2 separate regions of the Homo sapiens genome follow, and region 2 is linked to region 1. The links are chromatin contacts, found by Hi-C or POLR2A ChIA-PET in ENCODE. All regions are on one chromosome and are shown on one strand. The core of a region is the stretch at or near the end of the contact, and the rest is flanking DNA. Distances in the headings are between cores, read along the strand shown. Region 1 overlaps STARD13 (StAR related lipid transfer domain containing 13). Region 2 overlaps STARD13 (StAR related lipid transfer domain containing 13).

What was found. A loop is a pair of places that touch in the nucleus more often than their neighbours do. ChIA-PET counts read pairs that join two places held with the same protein, here RNA polymerase II (POLR2A). Pooled maps may share reads with other maps.
Region 2: a map of prostate gland shows a loop between it and region 1 (2.1-fold over the local background). The contact joins two enhancer-like sites. A Hi-C loop is called at or near these places in 3 of 168 maps with a recorded cell type or tissue (endothelial cell of hepatic sinusoid, heart left ventricle and prostate gland), 12 of 37 single-sample maps with no recorded cell type and 6 of 50 pooled maps. POLR2A ChIA-PET finds 5 or more read pairs at or near these places in 2 of 52 experiments (GM12878 and PC-3).

The regions. Positions count from the first base shown.
Region 1 is chr13:33,108,074-33,114,252 of GRCh38, forward strand. It overlaps STARD13 (StAR related lipid transfer domain containing 13), which reads right to left. Exons shown (of 14, transcript NM_178006.4): 9 at 4,648-4,858; 10 at 3,705-3,819; 11 at 2,613-2,834; 12 at 1,800-2,017. Among named protein-coding and RNA genes, the nearest start is that of KL, 95 kb to the left of the region's middle. RefSeq lists enhancers at 1,507-1,566, 1,667-1,756. Within about 2 kb of position 2,903, at least 19 of the 41 ENCODE cell types and tissues checked have a DNase peak (open chromatin) inside an H3K27ac peak, as active enhancers do.
Region 2 is chr13:33,166,017-33,172,007 of GRCh38, forward strand. STARD13 (StAR related lipid transfer domain containing 13) reads right to left here. Exons shown (of 14, transcript NM_178006.4): 2 at 1,535-1,606. Among named protein-coding and RNA genes, the nearest start is that of STARD13-AS, 110 kb to the right of the region's middle. Within about 2 kb of position 3,420, at least 4 of the 41 ENCODE cell types and tissues checked have a DNase peak (open chromatin) inside an H3K27ac peak, as active enhancers do.

The sequences.
Region 1 (6,179 bases), core at 1,653-4,152:
ACGACTGAAAGTTGTAGAGATTTGTTGGGATAAATGGGAGAATCTCCAGCAACTCTCAGCGGAAGCTCCCGAGGAGCTAGCAATGGGTGTGACATGAGAGACAAATGCAGCAATCCTGAAAGGTGACCAGCCTCATACATGCTAGCCTAGACTGTAAGATGCTCTGAAGACAGGAGGCATCTCAGCCCCGTGCCTCCTCACCACACTCATCACTTTCCACCTCCTTGTATCCTACACATAAGGAATTCCTGTTGTTGGGAACCAGATCTGGTTCATTGTTAGCCCGTGGAGGGCTGCACCTCTTCTCCTTCAGGGCCACATGGTCCACTCCACTTCTTCAAGTCTTGGATCAAAATCAGTGCAGCAAGACCCCGCCCTGACCATTCTATTTAAAATTCCATCCCTTACTATCTCCCTATCTTATTCCTCCCAGGATAAGTAAGCCCATCTCCCTTTCTTATTTTTTATGGACTTTCCCCAGTGAAATACAAACCCCAAGAGAGCAGGAGAGGGGTTTGCTGCATTCCCTTGGCATACCCAGAGCCTATTGCAGTGCCTGGCACGTGGTCGTGATGGAACGAAGCACTGATAAATAGCAGGCTGGTGGGGTTGCCGGATGGATGGAAGGAGGGAGGTTCTACACACAGACTCAGGCCCTCAGCCTCCTCTGGAGGGAGGGAGGAGGCACGCTATGGCATGGCCCCATTCCTATGGCAGCCATCCTGCAACAGCTATTCAACTTTCCACTTGTGGAGTGAAAGCATGAAGTTTAATTCCACCAGATGACTAATGTCCTAATAACTTTGGTAATATGCCACCCTTATAAACTGCCTGCATTCTCCAGCAGGATCCCAAGGAAGCAGAGATAAATACATATATTTAGGGAAAATTGACCTTTAAAAGTCAAGGTTCCATGGGCCAATTCCCAAGTCATAAAGAGCTCATGTGAAAAGTAACCTTTAGTTTGCCATCAAAACTGGTTTCATAAAGAAAGCGTTTTAAATATACATTTGGGAGTTTCACAATAGGTTCCTTTTACACTGCTGATCTGTGACATGAGACAAGGCTTGCCAAGATTTTCAATAAAAAAGGATATATTGATCTAATTACCTTCTATTCAGGTTCTTTAGCACCCTCAATTTCTGTTCTGGCTGATGCAACACTGCATCTCTACTGTGCAAACTTTCTATCATTGGTTGAGCATCCCCTTCCAAACCCCAAGAACAGGGGTCTGGAACTCAACCCTTACATCAATCAGAAGAAATATTTCCTTGGCAGACACAGAATCAACAAGATTTTCTGGACCTCCAGGGCAGTGCCAAGGTTTCTGAGCATAGTAATAGCTATGAGCATCTGAAGTTATACAGATGAGTTCTGAAGTCAAACCTACTCCAGTCTTGAGAGTTACACACACTTTCCCAGGGGAGAAAAACAAAATCAGAAGAAAAGCCAGTCAGATCCATTTGCATAATTTGGCAGAAAGTGCAACCGGACAAACAGCAGCTTTTCTGGGCCGTCTGCTCTGAGGAAATGAATAATATTTATGGCCTAATAAACTGTGTGCTCCACAAGGAGAGGGGCAATCAGAGAGCCCAGGCAGAGCTGTAGGCTGGGTGAAAAGACACAGGAAGTCGGGCATCGACACAGAAAACTCAGATGTCACTGAGGGAAACAAGAGCCGGCTTAGTGTTCCCCGTGGAGGCTGGACTTTGGTGGGAGACACCAGGAGAAGTGCTCACATCTACAGTTCGCGTCCTGCCTTTGGAACAGAACATCATAAACCCTAGAGTCAGGCTCACCTGAGAACCACAAAGTCTCTGGAAGGATGGGGAGCCATGCTGTTCAGCACATACTGGTAGATCTCTGTTTGCCTGTCTAGAGTTTCCACAACCTTCCACTGCACAAAGTCCTCGTCCCACAGGTGGCGCTCTCTCAGCACGCGGTTCAGGACCACTGAGGGGGGTGCTTCCACCTCCACAGAAGCCTTCCACAGCTTCAGCGGGTTCCCGTCGCCCACCTTGGGAAAGACAACGTCAGAAGCTGAAGAGGTTGTCTGGGATATGGGTCCAACATTTTTTGTTTGGGCTTTTAGTTTTGCTATCATACCTTGCTGGGTGTTCAAAAACCATCACTGATTATGTAAATTGAGAGTGATACTACATACCTCAGCTGTAACATTTTAGTCCTTAAGCTTAAAAGAATAATAATGATGATAAAAATAATAATCACCAACACACCTAGTGGTTACTGTGTGCCAGGAACTATTCTAAGCCATTTGGTTTGTAAATTAGCCTTCCTCCGACAGTGGTACTCTTACAATGTCCATTTTGCAAATGGGAAAACTGAGGCACAGAGAGGTGTGTGACTTGCCCAACATCACACAGCTACGGGGGAGAGACAGGACCGGGATCCAGCTGTCCGGCTCCATAGTTTACTCTCTGATTATAGGCAACAGATCTCTGGACTGAGTTCTTTGAATGGTTCATGTGCCTTAACTGTCCGCGTGTGTGCCAAGCCCTGTGGACACAGCAGCTGTTTTCAATGCAAAAACAAATGTCTGATTGTTAGCTGTGGCTTTCTGGGGGTGATCTTTTTCCATCCTCTGAGATTACCTTTTTGAAAGCAAGATCTGTATTGTCCGTGCTGGAGCACGTGACCCATCCTTTGAACTTCTCCTTGGCTTCTTTCTGGAGGCCCTGGATGAGATGGTTCAGGTAAGTGTGGAAAGTTGCCCCACTCTCCTCCAGCTGTGTCCCCAATTCTTCCAGGGTTGGCACGTGGATCTCAGCCTCCACATACGAGTTACGAGACTGGGCCACCAACTCGTGTGGAACCTAGACCAACGGATGCATGAAAGGGCAACACACTGAGCCAAAGAAACGCCGAGACTCAAAGAAAGCAAAGCCATTTCACCCACAACCCGGCTCTGAGCCACGGGCCGAGGGCCACACGGCCAGAGATGTTTTTCTAAGATCATTGCCAAGGCCGGGAGGGGCCTTCCTAAAGTCAGGAAATACAAACATGTTTCTGAGGCTGTATTTATTATTCAAAACATTGCAATGACTTCCCCTTTATTATTTTCACTTCCCTTTTATTTTACCTTTACTGTCTTTTTATTCAGTTTGGCAAAATATGGGCTCAGACAACTTTACCCACTATGAATAAGACTTAAAACAGACAGACTTGTGAAGGGAAACATCAAACATGACTTGGGAATAGCTTTACTTTTTTAGCACACTTTTCCCATTGACAAATGCCAATTCTATCACAAAAGTATGCCACAAGTCTGGTTCACTTACTTCTTTTACATATCTGTGGCTGTATTCATAAGCTGTCATTGGTTCTTAGCAACAAAGATTCCTCAGTATCATACACACACTCACACAGATGTTTAACCTAATCAAGCTCCAAGGTAAAATCAAATAGAACATAATTGGCTGACTGGCCTTGAACCTGATAATGGCAGGTGATGCACTGTTTGCATAAAAACCATCAGTATGGTAATCCCAAGTGTCTTTATCAAAGCCTCAATTGTATAGCTAGCTCCTCAGCTTTCTTGGAAGCAAACACCAGAGCTATAACATATACTATTGTCATAAAATCAGGAACAAACAGATAGAAACCATAAATGTAGCAACAATCCCAAGCGTCTTATCTAGTTCCAAGAGCTACTAGGGAGGCGGAGGTTCGAGCCTTTTGCTCACCTCAAAAAGTCTGTCGCATTCCATGATCATGTGCGCTAGCCCCTGAGCTGCTGCCAGATTCTCGTTGAGGTCCTTTTGATCTGGCTTCCCAGTGGCATATTTCTTCTGTATGACTCTGTAATTGAACGTGAGTGTGCTAAGCAGATCCCACACCAACGAGCTTGTCACAATACCAAACTCATCCCTTTTGTTTTCTGTTTATACCCAGATGCTATCCAGATCCCAGGCTTTTGCGTTTCCAAATAAAAACAATGATCACATATCTTAGATATCTGAATCAGGCTAACAGTCTGACAGTTCACAAGGAAAAATCTTGGAAAACTAAAGGGCAGGAAGAACAGCAGGGGACAAAATTAATCTGTTTTTCCAAAGTTTGAAACCCCTTAACTGCAAGCTCCTGTGCTTTGGTCTTAAATATAGCCTTTTAAAAATTGTAAAATACTACTTTGTGTATGTTTTCCTCCTCACTCACACAGACAACATAAAACTCAAGCTTTCTGGATCACAGCTGGCATTCTTCAATGCTAGCTCAATAATTCTATGAATCTGAGCCCCGTGAATTAGGGTGTCTCACAAGATTTTCTGATTATGAAAAGAGTGTTGACAAATCCTGAAGTTGAAATGTAGCATGAGACACATTTTATCTATCTATAATCTATTATCTATCTCTATTATCTACCTATCAATCATCTATTTATCTCTCTTTATCATCTACCATCTATTTATCATCTATCTATTTAGCTGTCATCTATCATCTATGTATCAACTATCTATCAATCTATCATCTACCTATCGTTGATCTATCTACCTACCTATCTATCTATAATCTGTCTACCAATATATCCATTCGTATCTATCTATCCATCCATCCATCCATCCAGTCTTATGAACTGTGGGAATGCCTGCTTTGGGATTACTGTTGTTACTGAGAAAAAAAACCCACCGTGGAGAGCTTTCTTTCTTCAATAAATTAAGATGAAAGAGGGAGGGGGCCAGACACACTGCCAGGTTCATGGGCGTCATCTGATTCTCTTCCACCAAGTTGACGACGTCGTTCAGGAAACACAAGAGCGTCTGCAGGACCTCCCTGTTCTCATCGGCCAGTAGCAGGATGGCAGCCTGCACGGCCTGCAGCCGCTGCTCTTTGGAGACATCTGAGGAAAAGTGGATGCCAGGTCATTGGAGGAGCAGACATAGAAAGAGCCAGCTGGGAAGCACTGTGTAAGCTCCACATTCCTCGTGTGAACACGCACCCAGAGTCATCATCAACAAAAACAACCAGAACAGCAGGAAAGGCACAAAGAAGTCAGTAATTGCTGAGGCCTCGCAGCTCATGGGAGGCAGAGCTGAGTCCCAACCCTTGCAATTGAACTTTGGATCCCACGCTCTCGATGGCCAAGCAGGGTTTAGAAAGGGGCACCACCATCCTGGTTTTCTGTATTCTGAGCAATCAACCCACTCACCTGCTTTCAGAAGGCTTCTGGGTGAAGTTGGTGATTAGGACTCTGTCAACCTGGCATCCCTCTTGCCCATCCTCCCTGACAGACAGCTTGGGAAGCCACTCTCAGGATGCCCAAGGCTCCGTGGGACATGGTTTGAAAACCACTGGGTTAGGGAACAGTAGCCTCGCCTTGCGTTTCTCCACCCCTGCCAGCCAGGCCATGATGCCAGTGCTGCACAATTCACCGGGAGTGGTGTTGAGCTGGTGGGACCTCTGACCTCATTCCTAGAGGGCCAGCTTCTCGAGGGGAAGCCTGTACATCTTCCTTTTTCCTACAAATCTCCCAGGACTTGCTTTGCAGGATGCCTGCTATTGACTTCATGTGGAGACCCAGCGTCACCTGTTCCATAATCTTGGGGTTTATGGAAATGGAGGCTGTGCTTGGAGAAGAAGAACCAGGCAGCCTAAGGTTATGGGGGATGTCTGGCCCTTCTCAGTGCCATTACCCTTGAGGGTGGTCCTTGTGGTAGTGGGTACTGGTTATGCAGGCTTACCAGGGAATTGGTTCCAACAATATGAGGGGAACTAAATGGAAATCACACCAAATGAGTGATAGGTGCTGCCTTTTGCTGCTCCCACCTGTGGCTGTGTTTATTTCATGATCACTTTAGTCCTCTCACTGCGAAAGACACCGTCAGGAGCTTGCTTCTGTCAACACTGTTGTCTTTCTTAAAGTGCCATGTTCTGGAGCAGGGGCCTCCACACGAGGGTGTCTGAATTCTCAAGGGGTGGGGAGGTGTGCTCCTGACAGTCTCTTGAGGTGTGAGAAGAAATCATTAGCACTCCCACGTGTGTTTATCTTTTCTCTTACCCATTAAAAATACTGATTGGGTGTGCTTTATAATGTGCATAGTACATTAGAGTACATCCAGTATATTTATATTACTAAACATAAATACACATTCAGATATTTGCTACTGGCAGGAGTGCATGATAAAAACAAACTCAGAGCTGGCTGTTCCAGAAGGGCTGAG
Region 2 (5,991 bases), core at 2,170-4,669, 58 kb after region 1:
TCTGGGTACCTCGTTCATGGAGGTAGCAATCTGCAGCTCATTGGAATAGAGGACATAGCCAAATGTAACCATGCTGGGTCACTATCATTGACTTGCCACTTTTTCCTTTATCTCATCTTGTATTTTGTGCTGTCTACACCTTGCCAGTCATGATAAATCTAAGGGTATCTAAATTTTAGCATGAGTTGGAAACAGACATAATTCCCCTTCTGGTGAAAAAAAATCATGTGAGTGACTTACAGATGGTTCCAGAGTGAAGCTGTCTTGCTCGGCTAGTGAGGGAGGGAGGGAGACACTTGTGATTTTTTTTCATGGAAGGCTGCCTCTTGCCAGCTGTGCTCCTTCCTAGGGTCTGGTTTGAGGCTCCTCTCTCCTCCTGGGCTCTGGCACTCTCTTCCTTGGCCTGTCCCTTTGGGCTCATGGTAGTGACAGCTGTGCCACTACAAGCCCTGGGCTCTTGCACTGTGCACCGTTCCTCGTGGCCACCCCCTGTCCTGCCTGCACCTTTGCAATGAGCACTGTTAGAAACAAATCCTCTGTAAATGGCCTTGAGCCTGCCACCTGCTCATTGTTGGGGTCCTGACTAGTTCATTACTAGATAAGGACAATCCGAGAAGAAGTTAAAAGCTTTGGTTATAACTTTAGATATAAGGGACATGAGTATGTCTATTAACTGTCAATTAAAGAATCAATGAAAAGGCTGGGTGGTGGCTCACGCCTGTAATCTCAGCACTTAGGGAGGCCGAGGTGGGAAAGTCACTTGAGGTCAGGAGTTCGAGACCAGCCTGACCCACGTGGTGAAACCCTGTCTCTACTAAAAATACAAAAATTGGCCAGGTGTGGTGGTGCCCGCCTGTAATCTCAACTACTTGGGAGGCTGAGGCAGGAAATTGCTTGAACCCAGGAGGCGGAGGTTGCAGCGAGTGGAGATTGTACCACTGCACTCCAGCCTGGGTGGCAGAGCCAGACTCTATCTCAAAAAAAAACAAAAAAAAAACCAAAAAAAAATCAATGAAAGGAAGTGTAATGCTAGCAATAAGACACCTTACCTAAAACTCGGAAGAATAACATCTGATTCATGTTATATCTTGACATTTTTCATATAAAGTAAACAGAATTAAACAGAAATTTCAGGATAATTAATTTTGTGACTTCTAGGAAGTTTTTTAACAGTGAGTTCATTGTGATTTCAAGAAAAGTGAGAGTAGTAAAGGAAAAACAAGGAGAAAAAGAAGGAAGTGCAGAAAAGCTGCTGATGGCAGAATGCTGGAAGGAAAACGTCGAGTTGGGGTTTGCGGTAAAGAGATGGGAATTAGTAGTGGGAAGCAGAAAGTAAAGTGGGCCTGGGAAGTGATATTCATTTCTAAATTGGTATCAGGATAACCCCTGGGCATAGCAAAAAGGCCGAGGGAAAAAGAAAGCGAAGCAAAATGGGCGAGAAAAAAAAATCTGGAAGTCAAAACACACCACAGGATACGTGTGGTTCATTTTGGATTTATTCTCTGTGTAAGAGCGAAGCGAAGGGCTGACGTACCCTCATATAACTGAGCGTATTGCGGGAACCCGGCAGCACGGAGCCAGTCACATGCTTCTTTTGCCTCAATTTCTGAAAAACACAAGAGAGATAAAATTGTGAGTCCCACAGCCGCACCCTAGTACTCTGCCTTCTTAATCATGGAGACACTGGTGAGCTTTGTGCAAGTTATTACAAAGCAAAATTGTTCCAGGTAAGTCTGCATAAGTAGGCTTACCCGGGAGTGGGTGGAAAACGAGCGGGTAATACAAAGGTCCTTGTTATGTGTCTGCTAAGATAATCTTCAATGTAGATCCATAAGTATGTGGATAATAACAAAACCACAGATCATAGAAGACAAAGGCTGAATTTCAGGCAGGGAAAAATGTCTTATTTATACACCAGGGAACCAGGGCACTAGGGGAAAAGAGGGCATTCTTCTTTACAATTCTTTTTTTTTTTAATGGAATTTTTTTTTTAAGTTCCAAAGATTAGGCTAAAAATGTTTATTCAACATTCCTTCATTCTTTCACTCTTGGGATAACTTTAAGAAAGACTACAACTAGATTGCCTATGAAAATGTATTTTCTCATGAAAAAAAGCTAAAATCCAGTGTATTATTGTTTTAAAAATTTCACTAATAGCCTTAATTCCCCATGCATTATAACAAAATGTTCATTAATCAAGCACATTGGAATGATTTCAAGCTGTAGAGTGCGGCATAGAAGAGGAAAGTTGATTATTTGGAATTGAGACTTGAGTTTGATGAGCCTGCCAGAACCTCTGAGGGCCAAGCCCAAGAGGTTGATATGTCCCTTGGGTGACCATTTTTGGTGTGGATGCACCAACAGCCCACCGGACCACCTGCCTGGGGAAGCTGTGGAGTGAGATAGGAGGAGTCTACAGTATGTGAACCAGGTCACTTTTTGACCTTGTGAATCCTGGATCATTTCCCAACCACAACTCTGTTAGACAAATATGAATCCAAGGGGAAAGAAGTTCATCTGTTGAAAGTCCAGTCTCTCCAAACAAAATTAAACAGCCTATTATCACAAGTCTTTACCAAGGCCCTTTCCTCCGCTGTTAGGATGGGTCCCTGTCAGGTCATTGTATTTCCATTTACTATGATGCTAATTTTTCCCCATAGCCAAAGCTGGAGTGTACAGGGCGTTCTTGGGATCACTGCACAGAAATGATCTACACTAACATCACCCTGGGCCTGCGATTGTACCTCAACATTGAAAGCTCAGTGTCTGTGCAGTAAGATGTTTGATGTGCCAGAGCTATTTGGTATATGTTAGGAAAATAGACCAAAGGCCAGATCTTACTCAGGCATCACCAGGAAGAGCAAAACCCTACCGCCTAGTTCCACAGATCTGGTTAAATCTAGATTGAACTTTGTCATTAAATCCAAGGAAACAGAGCCTGTGGTGGCTCCTGCCCCGGAACGCCTGCCTCTTCTGTCATCCCCTAATCTACTGTTACTCCAGGGACTGATGATTTCAAAAGCTTGAGATTTGTCTCTTGTGTGAGGGTTTTCCACTTAAGTGTGACCAGCATGTTCCTACCATGTACCCATTCCTGCCATGGACACATGGTTCAGAAACATCCAGGGAACCAAGCTGGAAAGAAAAGCTATTGAAAGCATTTCTATCAGAAAAGGAGTCTCTGAGTTCCACAACTGCTGTTCAAAACACAGCTTAGCTGAATTGTGCTGCCTGGGCTAACTTGGGCTTTCCTCTGGGAAGGTACAAAAGGCAATTATTGCATTGCTCAAAAGTTCTATTTAGTACCCAGTTGAGAGTCTGTATTTGAAGGTTCCTACTTTGATAACCACACAAGTATTTCAGAGGAAATAGGAAAACATACATTCCATCTGTAACGTGTGGAAAATGTGGTGAGTTGCTCCTGAGTCATGGATAAAGTGCTGCCTAATAGATTTTCAAGCTCAGATTTGCTTCCCGCTCCCATATAATACAGCGGATAGTAACGAGAAAACACCTAATTTCTAGACATGCTCTAAACCTAATTATGAGTCAGCAAGTCTTGGAGAGAAGCACAGAATATTATATTTTCTCTTGGCATTACATGAATCCTATGCCTTTTTCTGTTTTATTATTACCTTTACTACAATGAAAATGTAGTGTTCAGCAAGACAGTCCCAGAGAGCCAGGCCATGAAGAACAAATGGGGAAGACCCACAAGACAGGGGCTCTGCAGCCTAGAAAGCTCAAAGACAGAGAGTGGGAAGTGACCTATGAAAGAGTTCGCACCCCTCCAGCCCAGGGAATGTGGTGAGCTCAGATCCTGAAGATGAAAAGGATAACATGGTGGAGAAGAAGTGGGCAGCCAGGAATCCTTCTAGAAAACTCCCTTTGGAACATCACGTGTTTTCACTAATTTGTGGGATCTAAAAATCAAAATAATTGAACTCATGGACATAGAGATTAGAAGGATGGTTACCAGAGGCTGAGGAGGGTAGTGGGGGCTGGAGGAGAGGTGGGGATCATTAATGGGTACAAAAAAAAATTAGAAAGAATGAATAAGACCTACTATTTGATAGCACAACAGGGTAACTACAGTCAATAACAACTTATTTGTACATTTTTAAATAACTAAAAGAGTATAATTGGATTGTTTGTAACACAAAGAATAAATGCCCGAGGGGATGAATACCCTATTCTCCATGATGTAATGAGTTCATATTGCACACCTGTATCAAAATATCTCATGTACCCCATAAATATATACATACGCTTACTATGTCCCCACAAAAATGAAAAATTTAAAAATTTTGAAAACAACACTCCTTTTGGAACTTAAAATTCTGGTTGGACAGTGCAATGGGGCTGAAGCTAGCCAGGGAAATTTTATTTAAAAGGCTCCTCAGATAATAGCTGCATTTCATTTTTTATGACAGCAACATGGATAACGAACTGAAATCCTATTCAGATACATACATGAATAACCAAATTTTAACCAGAACCCAGATAAATCAATCATTCAAATAAGATGATTTTTTTTGTTTGCTTTAATGGGCAGGCACTTAAACTTTTAGACCTCAGGCTTAAATGACAACAAAACTGCAATGAGTAAATATCATAAATTAGAAGCAGCCCTGTCCTAGCCATGGCAGGTGACTCCTCGTGTAGCATCATTTCCTATACCCAACTTGCCATTCTATTTGCCCAAATGTCTCTCAAACACACACCCTCATTTCATATTCCCCCACCCTAGCTGCAGTCCCAACATCTTGATACCTCAATTTAAGGACAAAGCCAACTCTCATTTACCAGCTAGTGACAAAACAAGCAAAATAATCTGGCATAATTAACCCCTATCAAATCTGAGTTTGCCCATCCAATTGAGGGGGGAAGGGTAAAAAAGTCTTACAATTTTTATTAATTCTTCATGGCCCCTACTAATACCAATCAGCCAAATACTAATGCTTTTCCCCAGGCCCTTCCACTGGCCAAAATGACTGGAGAACTAAAAAGGAATCATTATTGCCAGTGCCATCATTTCACAAAGATCTACCTAATGAGATTTAAATGACATTTGAGGAGAAAAGTGTGAAAAACTCTTTTTTATTGTTCTCTTGCTAGCCAGCATAATATTATGTAAAAGCATTAAGAGCTATTAAAATCACATTTTGACAGTTTTATTTGTTCTCCATTTGCTACCCTTACCCACCCCTGTAGCAGCTCCAGGGCTGCAAGGCAAAGCCTCAGCTCACTGTAGCTGTCTCATGGAAAACCTGAGTGTGGAGTGAAACCAGAGAGTGGACCTGGACAGAAGGGCCCACCAATCTCTACGGAGGTTACTGTGCTGCTTTGCTGGTGAAAATCCAATCCATTCAGCTTGGTATTATGAAAAGATTTCTATGTAATTTTTGTAACTATTCTATGTAATAATTATTTCATTTTGCTCTCTGGCAGGTATCTATTTTTGTCTGTCCAACATCCTTCCCTACGTATTCTGATAACGGAACCTCTTTCTGCAAGGAGCCTCTTCTACATGGTTTATGTAGGGCTGACGCCTCTTGCCTCCAAGCACACTCCCTAGCCCTATCACCACCACCCACATAAGGTGACCTGATTCTTAAGAGCACCCCATCCCTGTTAGTCTAAGGAGACCAATAGTCATTTGGGGGCTGAAATCAACTGGTTGAAAAGGGAGATATCCAGTGTTTCCACTGGTAGCCTGGTCTAGCAAACATTTTCACTGTTTTACTCAGTAAGTTCAGTGGTTGGTGTGGTGCTACCCGTGCTATTCAGCCATATATCTGCGATTCCACTTAAGGCAAAGTCACTGGCTTTGCCTCAGTTGCCTTACACATGCTTTGAGCATGATGTGACCACTATCCTCAGACAGACCCAGCAGAGGGAAGCTCTTGCTAGCACCTGGGGAGGCACCCACTACCATGGGCATGAGAACAAAGGCACCGTGGAAACAAACCATGGCCGATGTGGGTTTTC